Regions from separate parts of the Homo sapiens genome. Here region 1 is linked to region 2. The links are chromatin loops, found by intact Hi-C in ENCODE. Cell type or tissue: mammary epithelial cell. All regions are shown on one strand. Links, peaks and the distances in the headings refer to the core of each region. The heading gives the core; the rest is flanking DNA.

Region 1 (5,376 bases), core at 216-5,215, 69 kb after region 2:
AGTCATAATTTCCTCCAAATTCTTCTAAGAGCTTGGTTTTGAACAGAACCCCTGGCACAAACAGCAATGCCAACGTTAGCAGTAAAGCCACGCTGCGATGGGACGCCCAGTGGTTGGAGCTTGGTTGGCCTTCCAGCCTCCTTGGCTGGTATCTGGGGCGAGGATGATGGCAACGTGCTGGATCAGGAACACCAAGGCTGTGGGCAGGAGTGGGCAGCAGCTGGGGCCTCTTTTCTGCTGTCCTCCCTGGGAGGGAAGTAAATGGTTAACCAGTCACCCACCCCTGGCACTTTGCAATCCTTCTCTGCGCCTGCACAGGGCATTCTCTGGCTGAATTCTGCCAGCCAAACTAAAAGTCTCATAACAAAGTAATGGGATAAACAAGGCCCAGGTGATCCTGTTTGCTAAACAGTGAAAACCAGATCCACACAGGCACTTTACAAAAGGCTACACACACATATGCAAAAGTGTCTCCCTGCAGACCTCAAATTCACTGTTACTCCGGGACAGTACCCAGAGCCTCGGACAGATGAGGTTTTGGGAAGGCGAGGTCTTGGAGATAATGTGGGAAGGACAAAAAATCCAGAAAGTGTTTCCTTATTAGGTGGGAGGGAGGAGGGTGGAGCCAGTGAAGGGGAGGGAAATAGAGTCTAATGGGCTGAGGAGAGGGCGAGGCAGTGAGGCCTTTTGTACCTTGGCAGGTGAGAGGGCTGAGTTCAAGGAGAACATGTGGCCGATGGTGTGGGAAGTTACAGAAACTTCGTCAGGGGTTAAAGGCAGGAAAAAGTTCACTGGGTTTGGCCGCTTTGTGGGCCCTGGGGACCAAGGCCAGAGTATTTTCCTAGGGGTGGGAAGGTGGAAGGGCCTTCAGGATTGCACAGGAAGGGAGGAAATGGAGGCCTGGGGAATAAATAATTTTGTCAAGAAGTTTGATCCTATACGGTGATGGCTGCAGAAGTGGGCATCTGAGTGGGGATGGAGGAGAGGGTTTTGCTCTTTAGTGTCTGGAGCCCTGAGTGTACTCAGGCTGAGTGGAGAGAACCAGCTTATTACAGAAGAGGAGCGTCTTCTGCTGCAACCCTCTCCTTGGCAATGAAAGCAGAAGCAGCAGCAACAGCAAACAGGAGCATCTGGAAAGAGTCTCTTTGAGAACCTGAAATTGGCCACAGTGGTTTTTGAGGAAGGAGCTACTGAAAGCCAGTTTTCCTAAAATAAAAATCATGCTGGTCAGACTCATGGTTATAAGGAGCAGAAAGCTAATGAGAGTAGCTCCCGAGAAGAGGGGTTGGTTGTAAGCTGTGCACCTGCGAGCCTTGGAGGAAGGCTGAGACCACACTCAGGGCTACCAAAGACTGATGTAAGAGGTGCTTTGTTGTTATTGTGTTGACAATTTAAATGTTCCTTACAGTTTTCCAGAACAGAATGGTCAAGAGAGCAGAACTTAGGAATGTGGATTCTAATGCCAGCTCCATACTGCTCAGGCAAATTTGCTTCTGAGCCTGAGCTTCAGTGGTGCAGCACATTTCCTTTCCACGTACCAGATGTTGAGGAGTAAATGATTGTGAATGCAAAGAACATTTAGCACAGTATGACGCACACTATAATGGCCATTGTATTTACTTTCTATGTGCAATGCGTATTTCCTTAGGCATAGGAAAAATCATTCTAAATATATCCCCCTTCTAAAGCTACAATCCTGAATTACAGAACAGTTAATTGAGGTGCTGCCCTGCTAGCCATCAGCCTTCACTCTCACATGGGACATTCCTCTGGTTAGCTCTGCTTGGGTCCTCCCGTGCTGGGCCCTGCAAATTCCTTAACCAAGAGGTCAAGGAATGCTCTGCAGGCCAACATGCCCCTCAGTCTGAACACTGGACATACAGTCGAGTCAGGCTTTGTGCCTTTGTACAAGATTTTATTAAAGGCCTTTCCAGGACAACATCCAGATGCCAGACACAGCTGTCAAGGAGAACCTGTCATGTTGTGGGGGTTGGCTGCGGCATGGCAGGAGCTATGGCTTCCTCCCCACCCTTCTATTCTGAGATGGGGTAGTGGGCAGTACTTCATCTTTGGGTTCCACGATACTCATGTGCTCAGGCAGGGCCTTCCTAGAGTCAGTCTTACCAGCTGGGTCCCAGGGCAGCATGACCTTCCCTTGATGGCCAGCACACCCTGTTGGAGCAGCACCTGGCACATGGCGGTGTCAATGAGGTAAACAGAGTTCCTGCTGAGGATCATCAGGTCATCCACAAACTTCCTGCATTTAGAGTTTTCAGACACCACAGCCTTGAAGCCTGTGGCCCCCTACGCCCCGCCTGATGAACCACAGCACACCACAGCAGGCCCTCTGCGCTGCAAGCCCTCCCAGGAGGTAACACTGAGACTCCACCTAGGCAAACACACACATACCTCTTGTGGCTACCTTTCCAGCAAAAAGCTCTACACTGCCCTCTGGAAGCCAAACCTCTTCTGAACTACAGCAGGCAATTTCCAAATCTGCCAGCCCTTCTCACCAAGAACATTCTGTGTTTTGGTGGCTAAGATTATGATTTTGAAGCAGCGTCATTTGTCTAGAGTAGTAACCGAGGTTCGTTGCCTCACACCAAGGAAATCAAGGATGTGGACACGTAAGGAGTGAGGTTAGGAGCAGAGGTTTAATAGGCAAAAGAAAGAAAAAAGCTCTCTCTCCTGCAGAGATGGGCTCCCAAGCAGGTTTTTCAGTTTCATGGTGAAATGCACAGCGTTTTATAGATGAGCTTGAGCAGACGGTTTCGATTGGTGGGACCAGGTGTGTCATTTACATAGCTTGTAAAGAAACTGGCCATACCACCCTTATTTTTTATGTGATGGGTTCTCTACCTGGCCTGTGCCATGTTGCCTGTTCCTTTATTGTACATGTGGTTGACAAAGAAAAGGGAAGATGGAGCCTCCATGTTGAACATGCCTGACCCCCGGGTAGCCTTTTTCTATTGGCACAGCTGCTGGCATTCTCCATGCAAGCTTCCAGCTTGTTTATCTATGTTTGCAGCTCAATTTTACAGGCTGCTCTTTGTTAGAAAATAAATGATTCGGGGGCTGCTTTTTGTTAAGAGAGAAGTCTTGCCGAGGATTCTCTTACCCTCACTATCTGCCTAAATAATTTATTTTAAGCTCCTGTATTAATTCCTGTTCTGGTTGACGTAATTTGGACCTCAACTCCAGAGTAGCCATCCTCAGCCAGCTCTCGAGTGAGAACTTTTTCAGTTCCACTTTGAGGATGCCATCAGTGACAAACTTCCTCTTCTTGGAGATCTGCACCCCCATCTTGCCACCGTGTGCCTCTGAAATGAAGGGCCAATGCGAGAGTTTTATCCTCTCTGCAGCAGAGTCCTTCTCTTGCGGGCAGGTATCTGCTTGTCTTTAAACAAAGATAGACCCTTTTCTCCTCTCTTGGTCAACCAGTGTCCTCCACTTCTCGAAGTTTCTGCTCTTGAGTTTTGTTTATATAGGACCCGTATGGAAGCTCCTTAGTGCCCCTTGCCCTCTTTCTACACCACGGCACTTCTATTGCAGCCAACAGTCTCGGTCTGCTAGATTCCCTGTTTCTCACTGAGAATCTATTTTTGAAGCTGGCCTTACAGGTCCTAAGTCCCTCCCTGCCAGGATGACCAGCTTGTCCCAGGTGGCTCAGAACTTTTCTAGTTTCAGCACAGAGAGTTTTGCATCCTGGGACCCCCCTCAGTCCAAGGCAAACCAGGATGCTTGGTGACCCCCACCCTGTCTCTGGAAGGGCTGCCCTTGAATCAGTTTCCCACCTCAGGCCCATCGGCCAAGAGAAGGTGATCCGGGTCACCTGGTGTCCAACAAGGCCTCAGTCTTTCAGTAGGGGTGGGTGGCTTCTCTGGGAGAGGGACCATGAATTGGGCCAGCAATGATCAACCTCTCCAGTTAAAACTATACTTAGATGAATTACTCATTAGAAGGGAAGGAAGTGAGGCATTATAAGTATACGTGTAGCAGTTTGATGCAGTAGAAAGCACATTGAATTGGAAGTCAAAATGCCTGGTTTCTGCCTCTGAACAGCAATAAAATCCCAGCATCAAACAGTTCATCTTTCTGAGCCTCAGTTTCTCCATCTGTAAAATGAAAGGTTTAATTTAGGGCTTGCTTCCTTTTTAACTTATGTTAGAGTTACTCCATATTCTTCAAGACATAATCTGCTATCATCATTATTAAATTCTTCCCTTTCCTCTCCTCCCTTCTTCCCTGTTCCCCTTCCTCTCCCTTCCTCCCTTCCCCTTCCTTCTTTCCTTCCTTCCTTCCTTCCTTCCTTCCTTCCTTCCTTCCTTCCCTCCTTCCTCCCTTCCTCTCTCCCTCCCTCCTTCTCCATTCCCAGCACTAATTCCTTTCTTCCCAACAGGCCACTACATCAATGTGAAAGATATTTATCCTTGAATAGGTATGTAGTTCTATAAGATATGATTATTATTTTGTGTATTTATTTAAAATTTACATATATTACATTATGTTATAGTCCTCATTTGCTTCCTAACGTTTCTTACTCAGCACCATTTAAAAATATATCCGTGGTGCTGGCTGTTGGTCTTTAAGACTCCTTCCAGAGTGGCACTTTATGAACCTTGTTTAGTATTGCAGAACGCTCTGTTATCCAAAGTTCTTCTACTTTGAATCAAATTATTGGTGGGCTTTTTAGAGGGGACCAAAGGGACAAGAAAGTATTACTCCAATGTTGGACAACTTTGGTCTGCATGAAAGGACCTAAATGGATTAATATATAGAGGACATTAAAGAGGAATAAATGAAGTACTGGGTGGCAAGAACCGTTGTGAATTCATCTTTGGCCCTTAATCTTGAAACTATGAAGCCATCTATGAAGCCAAAACTATGAAGCCGAATTCACATGCACGATTCCTGGAACAGCTTACCTCCTATGTGGAGCTGGCAGACATTCTCCAAGAGGAGGCAGGAAGAGTTCTCAGGCTCTCACTCACATATCATCAAGCATAGAAAAACTGCTTAAGACCTCAGCCAGAGATTGAACCCAAATCGGAAGACCTGTCCCCGGGGGGCCAATCTCTGTGGCTCAGAGGAGGCAAAGGAGACCCAGCCGCATCCCTCCCAGAGCGTTCTGTGGTTGTTAGCAGACGGGCTAGTGCCTCGCAGGTTGAGCAGCTCTCTTGGTGGCATTGAGGCTGAGGGAGCCATGTGGAGCCTGGGAATGGGCTGCGGGTGGGGAGCAGCTGTGGAATAGCCCCTCCTGGCTCTGCCTGCCTATGGCTGGGAGAACAGTTTCCATTTCAGGCAGCAGCAATTCACACTGGGTGGTCTCTGCCTTCCCTCCCTCAGTGCCTCAGTGCCACAGGCAACTGCCAGCAG
Region 2 (5,376 bases), core at 94-5,093:
ATGTTAGAAAATGAGTGGTATGGAAAAAAGAAAAAGTATAGACTAAGGTAAGGAAGATTGAAAATACAGTTTTCAGTGTAAATTTAAACAGAGCAGTCAGAGTAGGTCTCCTTAAAAAGGAGCCATTGGACAAGGAGCTTAAGAATTTGAAGGAATTATAACATTTACTGTGAGTCATGTGATTAAACATTTGAAGTTGGAAGCATTCTAATTCCAACTTGTGGTACTACGTGGTGACCTTTTTTCTCGTGTTCTAAATCTGAATTCTTATAATGTATGAAGAATCTTTGAATTCTGTGTTGAATGTTGGAAGATTCGCAAACTTTACACGCATAATTAAGAATTCCTTCATAAAATGCTGATTTCTGGGCCCTGTCCCTAAGCTGTTGAATCAGATTTTCTGCAGTTGGAGCTAAGGGAATGTGTGTTATAAACAAGCACCACAGCAATTTTGATGTAAGTAGTAGTAGGTCCCCACATTGAGAATGATCCTTACTCCTTTGAGATAGGTCTGCTTCACTCTGCCAACAGATAGTCCCCTCATTAGATATTTTTGATTTTGTGGACTTACATGTTCAAGTGTCCATGTCATTAACATGACTTCTTAACTTTTCAGGCCAAAAACAATTGTTTGTTCTTTTCTCTTTAAAGGTATCATCAAATGGTATTCAGTCCACTCCTCTGAATCTTGCAACATACTGGAAATGTAGTGCTAGCACCACAGATCTTAGAGTGGATTATAAATACAATCCAGAAGCTATGGTGGCACCTAGTGTGCTTTCCAACATACAGGTGGTGGTACCAGTGGATGGAGGAGTAACGAACATGCAGTCCCTTCCCCCTGCAATATGGTAAATTAAACATACGTTTCTGAATTCCCACTAAATTTTTGTTGCAATCCCCAACTTCTAGAACCCAAGTTCTGTAAGTTTTCTTAGAAGTTTGAAAAATTTTTGTGCCTTTTTCCATAGAAACCACGCTGTAAAAGATGCAGTTCATTTTACTAGTCAAACCATAGTAACCTTAATCAAAAATAAACAAAACTAGTTTTGCTCTAAGTACCACCCAGACTTCAATGATTCCATACTAACTTTACCATTAGGCAGAGTGCTTGACCTCTCTAAACTTCTTTTTTTTTTTTTTTCATTTAAAAAATACAAATATTTTATGGATTAAATATAGCATCTGGCAAGTCTATAGGAACAGGAACACCTATCTAATTAGTGTTTAATAGTATTAGTTACTGCCATCTCTTAGCAACTTCTCCTGTCCCCTCTGTTAGTATTAGTATAGACTCTAACCGCTCTTTATAGTTACTTCATCATTTAATAACATGTGTCTTCCTTGACTAATGAAGGTACTGATCCCTATACACATTCCATTTTACTTTCTCTGACCAATAGGAATGAGAAGAATTACATAATTTGGTAAACTTCCATTAATTGAAAAAGATACAGCATTATGTTTATACTATATCATAAACACATTTTCACCAGTTAATACTACTTAAACTTAGCAATATATTTGTTGTAGTGAAAATATTTAAAATACACTTATTTATTGAGGTCCCATTCATGTATCAGGTACTATACTAGACACAAAACCTGAAGATATCTGTTCTTATTGCAGGAATGCAGAACAAATGAAAGCCTTTTGGAAATTGTCTAGTATTTCAGAAAAATCAGAAAATGGAGGTAAGTGTGTGTGTCCTTTTTTATTTATAAAATGATGTCACTGAAAATTGATTTTTTTTTTTTTTTTAAAACAGAGTCTAGCTTTGTTGCCAGGCTGGAGTGCAGTAACACAATCTCAGCTCACTGCAACCTCCGCCTGCTGGGTTCAAGCGATTCTCCTGCCTCAGACTCCTGAGTAGCTGGGATTACAGGCACGTGCCACCACACCCAACTAATTTTTGTTTGTTTGTTTTTTTTTTTAGTAGAAACAGGGTTTCACTATGTTACCCAGGATGGTCTCGATCTCCTGACCTCGTGATCTGCCCACCTCGGCCTCCCAAAGTGCTGGGATTACAGGCGTGAGCCACTGCGCCTGGCCATGGGTGCACCGTTCCTGGAAGCACTGCAATACCTTTTTTAAGGGAAAGTTTATGTAAAGTTTCCTCCTGGAATTTCATGCCCTCAGTTCTAGAAATGACCACTAGGTGGAAGTTAATACCTTTAGAATGGACCAGCTGAGATTCAGAACACATTTGTTCATCTAGATTGAGTATGTGTTCTCTATAAGAAAAAATTTATTTTGCCATAACTTTATAAATATTATGTAAATACTTCTTATATTTACATGCTAACATTAAGAAACTATACCTAGTAAATTTAAAGAAATAGAACTCTATGTTCCATGTAGGTAACCTGATAACTAATTGAAACTGATTTAACACAGTTTAGTTCATTCTGTTAACGGGATTCTCCTGACCTCCCAGAAATCATGTAGACGCTTCCAGGCTTTAAAAAGCCCCTTGCCGTCCCGGCACAGTGGCTCACGCTTGTAATCCCAGCACTTTGGTAGGCCGAGGTGGGTGGATCACTTGAAGTCAGGAGTTCAAGACCAGCCTGGCCAACATGGTGAAACCCCATCTGTTTTAAAAATACAAAAATTAGCTGGGCGTCATGGTGCACGCCTGTAATTCCAGCTATTCAGGGGACTTAAGCATGAGAATCACTTGAACCCAAGGAGGCGGAGGTTGCAGTGAGCTGAGATGGTGCCCCTGCTCTCCAGCCTGGGTGACAGAGTGAGACTCTGTCTCAAAAAAAAAAAAAAAAAAAAGCCCCCTTGCCTTCTGCAGTTCTCTAAAAGAACCTTTTTCCTGTCCATTTCCCCCTATTAAAGCTAACTATCAGCAGCATTCAATTTTCTGATGATTATTTTAAGGAGAAGCAAGTTATGCTTCTCTCACTAAGTACATCTGTTTGTGTTCATAATGCCAAGGAAAAGGCTGTCCTAGCTGATCACTTCTATAACTCAACTTACAATAAGGATGTAATTCTTGGGACAGCCAAGTCTTTAACATAGTCTTATTTTCTCTTAATCAAAAGAGAATTCTTCTGCCTTCTTTTGAATGCATAATTTTAGTCTACAATAACTTTTCTGCTTGTTTTTTTAGGGTTTGGTTTTGTTTTGTTTTGTTTTGTTTTTTTGAGACAGAGCCTTGCTCTGTTGCCCACTCTGGAGTGCAGCGGCATGATCTTGGCTCACTGCAACCTCTGCCTCCCAGGTTCAAGCAATTCTCCTGCCTCAGCCTCCCGAGTAGCTGGGATTACAGGCACCTACCACCACATCCAGCTAATTTTTGTATTTTTAGTAGAGACAGGGTTTCGCCATGTTGGCCAGGCTGGTCTTGAACTCCTGACCTCAGTTGATCTGCCAGCCTCAGCCTCCCAAAGTGCTGGGATTACAGGCATGAGCCACCATGCTCAGCCTAGTCTCCAATAACTCCTCTATTTGATAGGTTTTTTGGCTTTTCAAATGTTGCTGAGCTTTTTCTTTTTGAATATTTTGAGCATAATATAAAACATATCAGTAGCTTTTCTCATAGATATTTCTGTAGAAAGGACCGTAAATATGTCTGTGTTGTTTATTCATTTACACCTGCCATGCAGAATAAGACTTTTACTGGAGAGCCATACATTGGGTGAAATAACCAAGCAAATCTTCAGTTTCTTTTTTGCTGTTTGGTACTTATAGGTTGCCCACTTTCAGCTGGCCAACTGCATTGACTTTAACCCTAGCTATTAATATATAGCTTTTTGTGAGCCAAGCTGAAATTCCTAGTTTAAATTGAAGTAAACCAGCAATCCTGTTTGCATTAAGGGCTTATAACCAGTTTAGAAGGACAAAAGGATCTTTTTCCCCAATATAATGAAACTATACTATTGTAAATAATTAACAAGAAAGAAATTTGTTCTCTCAAAAATAAGACACAGGCTGGGTGCAGTGGCTCATGCCTGTAATCCCAGCACTTTGGGAGGCCAAGGCAGGTAGATCGTGAGGTCAAGAGATCGAGACCATCCTGGCCAACATGGTGAAACCCTGTCTCTACTAAAAATACAAAAATTAGCTGGATGTAGTGGCACGTGCCTGTAGTGTCAGCTACTCGGGAGGCTGAGGCAGGAGAATTGTTTGAACACGGGAGGTGGAGGTTGCAGTGAGCCAACATCGCACCACTGCCCTCCAGCCTGGCGCAGAGACTCCGTCTCAAAAAATAAAAAAATGAGATACAAATTTTCTAACCAGATTTTAAGTTTCCCTCTGCTATTCAGGTATCAGGTGTTTCTGTGAGGAAATGGAAAAATCTTATAAATGTGGTTTTTGATGTGGTTAGTCAAGCCTTTGAAAAGAATATCCAAGGCCAGGCATGGTGGCTCATTCCTGCAATCCCAGCACTTTGGGAGGCTGAGGCAGGTGGATCACTTGAGGCCAGGAGTTGGAGACCAGCCTAGACAATGTGGCAAAACCCTGCCTCTACTAAAAATACAAAAATTAACCAAGTGTGGTGGCACGTGCCTGTAGTCCCAGTTACTCAGGAGGCTGAGGCACGAGTCTAGCTTGAACCTGGGAGGCAGAGGTTTCAGTGAGCCAAGATTGCACCACTGTATTCCAGCTTGGGCCTTAGAGGGAGACTCTGTCTCAAAAAATAAATAAATAAATAAATAAATAAATAAATAAATAAATAAATAAATAAGAATGCTGTAAAATAGGCTGGGCACGGTGGCTCACACCTGAAATCCCAGCACTTTGGGAGGCTGAGGCGGGTGGATCATGAGGTCAGGAATTCAAGACCAGCCTGGCCAATATGGTGAAACCCTGTCTCTACTAAAAATACAGAATTAGCCAGGCATGGTGGTGTGCGCCTGTAATCCCAGATACTCAGGAGGCTGAGGCAGGAGAATCGCTTGAACCCAGGAGGCGGAGGTTGCAGTGAGCCAAGATCGTGCCACTGCACTCCAGCCTAGGCAACAGAGTGAGAGACTCTGTCTCAAAAAAAAAAAACACAAAAAATTCTGTAAAATAGAAATCTGTTTTCTGTTGCTGACTGTGTACTCAGAAGAGGGACAGGAAATATTTCTAAGGTGATTGTCAAGGTTGTTGCTCTTGGTCTATGGTAGAACTTTTGCACAACCAAATTGGTTATCAAGAATTGTAAAAGTTTGAGGGCCTGGATAGTAATTAAGAATAAGGCAGCAGTTCATCTCCACTACTGATCTATGCCTCCAGGCATAATAATACAAGTTGGATCAATGTTGTGACATCCTATTCTCCATTTCTCTGTGTAGTGTTAAGCTTCTGTGCAGGGGATCACAGGATCTTACTGCTAGTACCTAGCATTTCTGTCCATTTGCTCTATCCAGAAACCTGGGAACC

What was found. Hi-C counts contacts between places; a loop is a spot of excess contacts. Peaks named below come from ENCODE experiments on the same cell type or tissue, not always from the same donor. Only the 100,000 strongest peaks of a DNase experiment are listed, where the experiment ranks them.
Region 1: a loop joins it to region 2, with 14 times the contacts of the local background. A loop is called at or near these places in 3 of 110 quality-filtered maps.

The regions. Positions count from the first base shown.
Region 1 is chr5:73,150,434-73,155,809 of GRCh38, forward strand. LOC105379030 (a long non-coding RNA gene) reads right to left here and starts at 159. Exons shown (of 2, transcript NR_134252.1): 1 at 1-159. It also overlaps the pseudogene LOC101060067. RefSeq lists enhancers at 4,816-5,316, 5,317-5,376. In mammary epithelial cell, for the core only: a CTCF peak has its summit at 2,450; no DNase peak of the experiment used is centred there.
Region 2 is chr5:73,081,132-73,086,507 of GRCh38, forward strand. FCHO2 (FCH and mu domain containing endocytic adaptor 2) reads left to right here. Exons shown (of 26, transcript NM_138782.3): 23 at 652-851; 24 at 1,630-1,694. Among named protein-coding and RNA genes, the nearest start is that of TMEM171, 37 kb to the right of the region's middle. In mammary epithelial cell, for the core only: a CTCF peak has its summit at 2,154 (motif pointing right); a DNase peak (open chromatin) is centred at 2,150.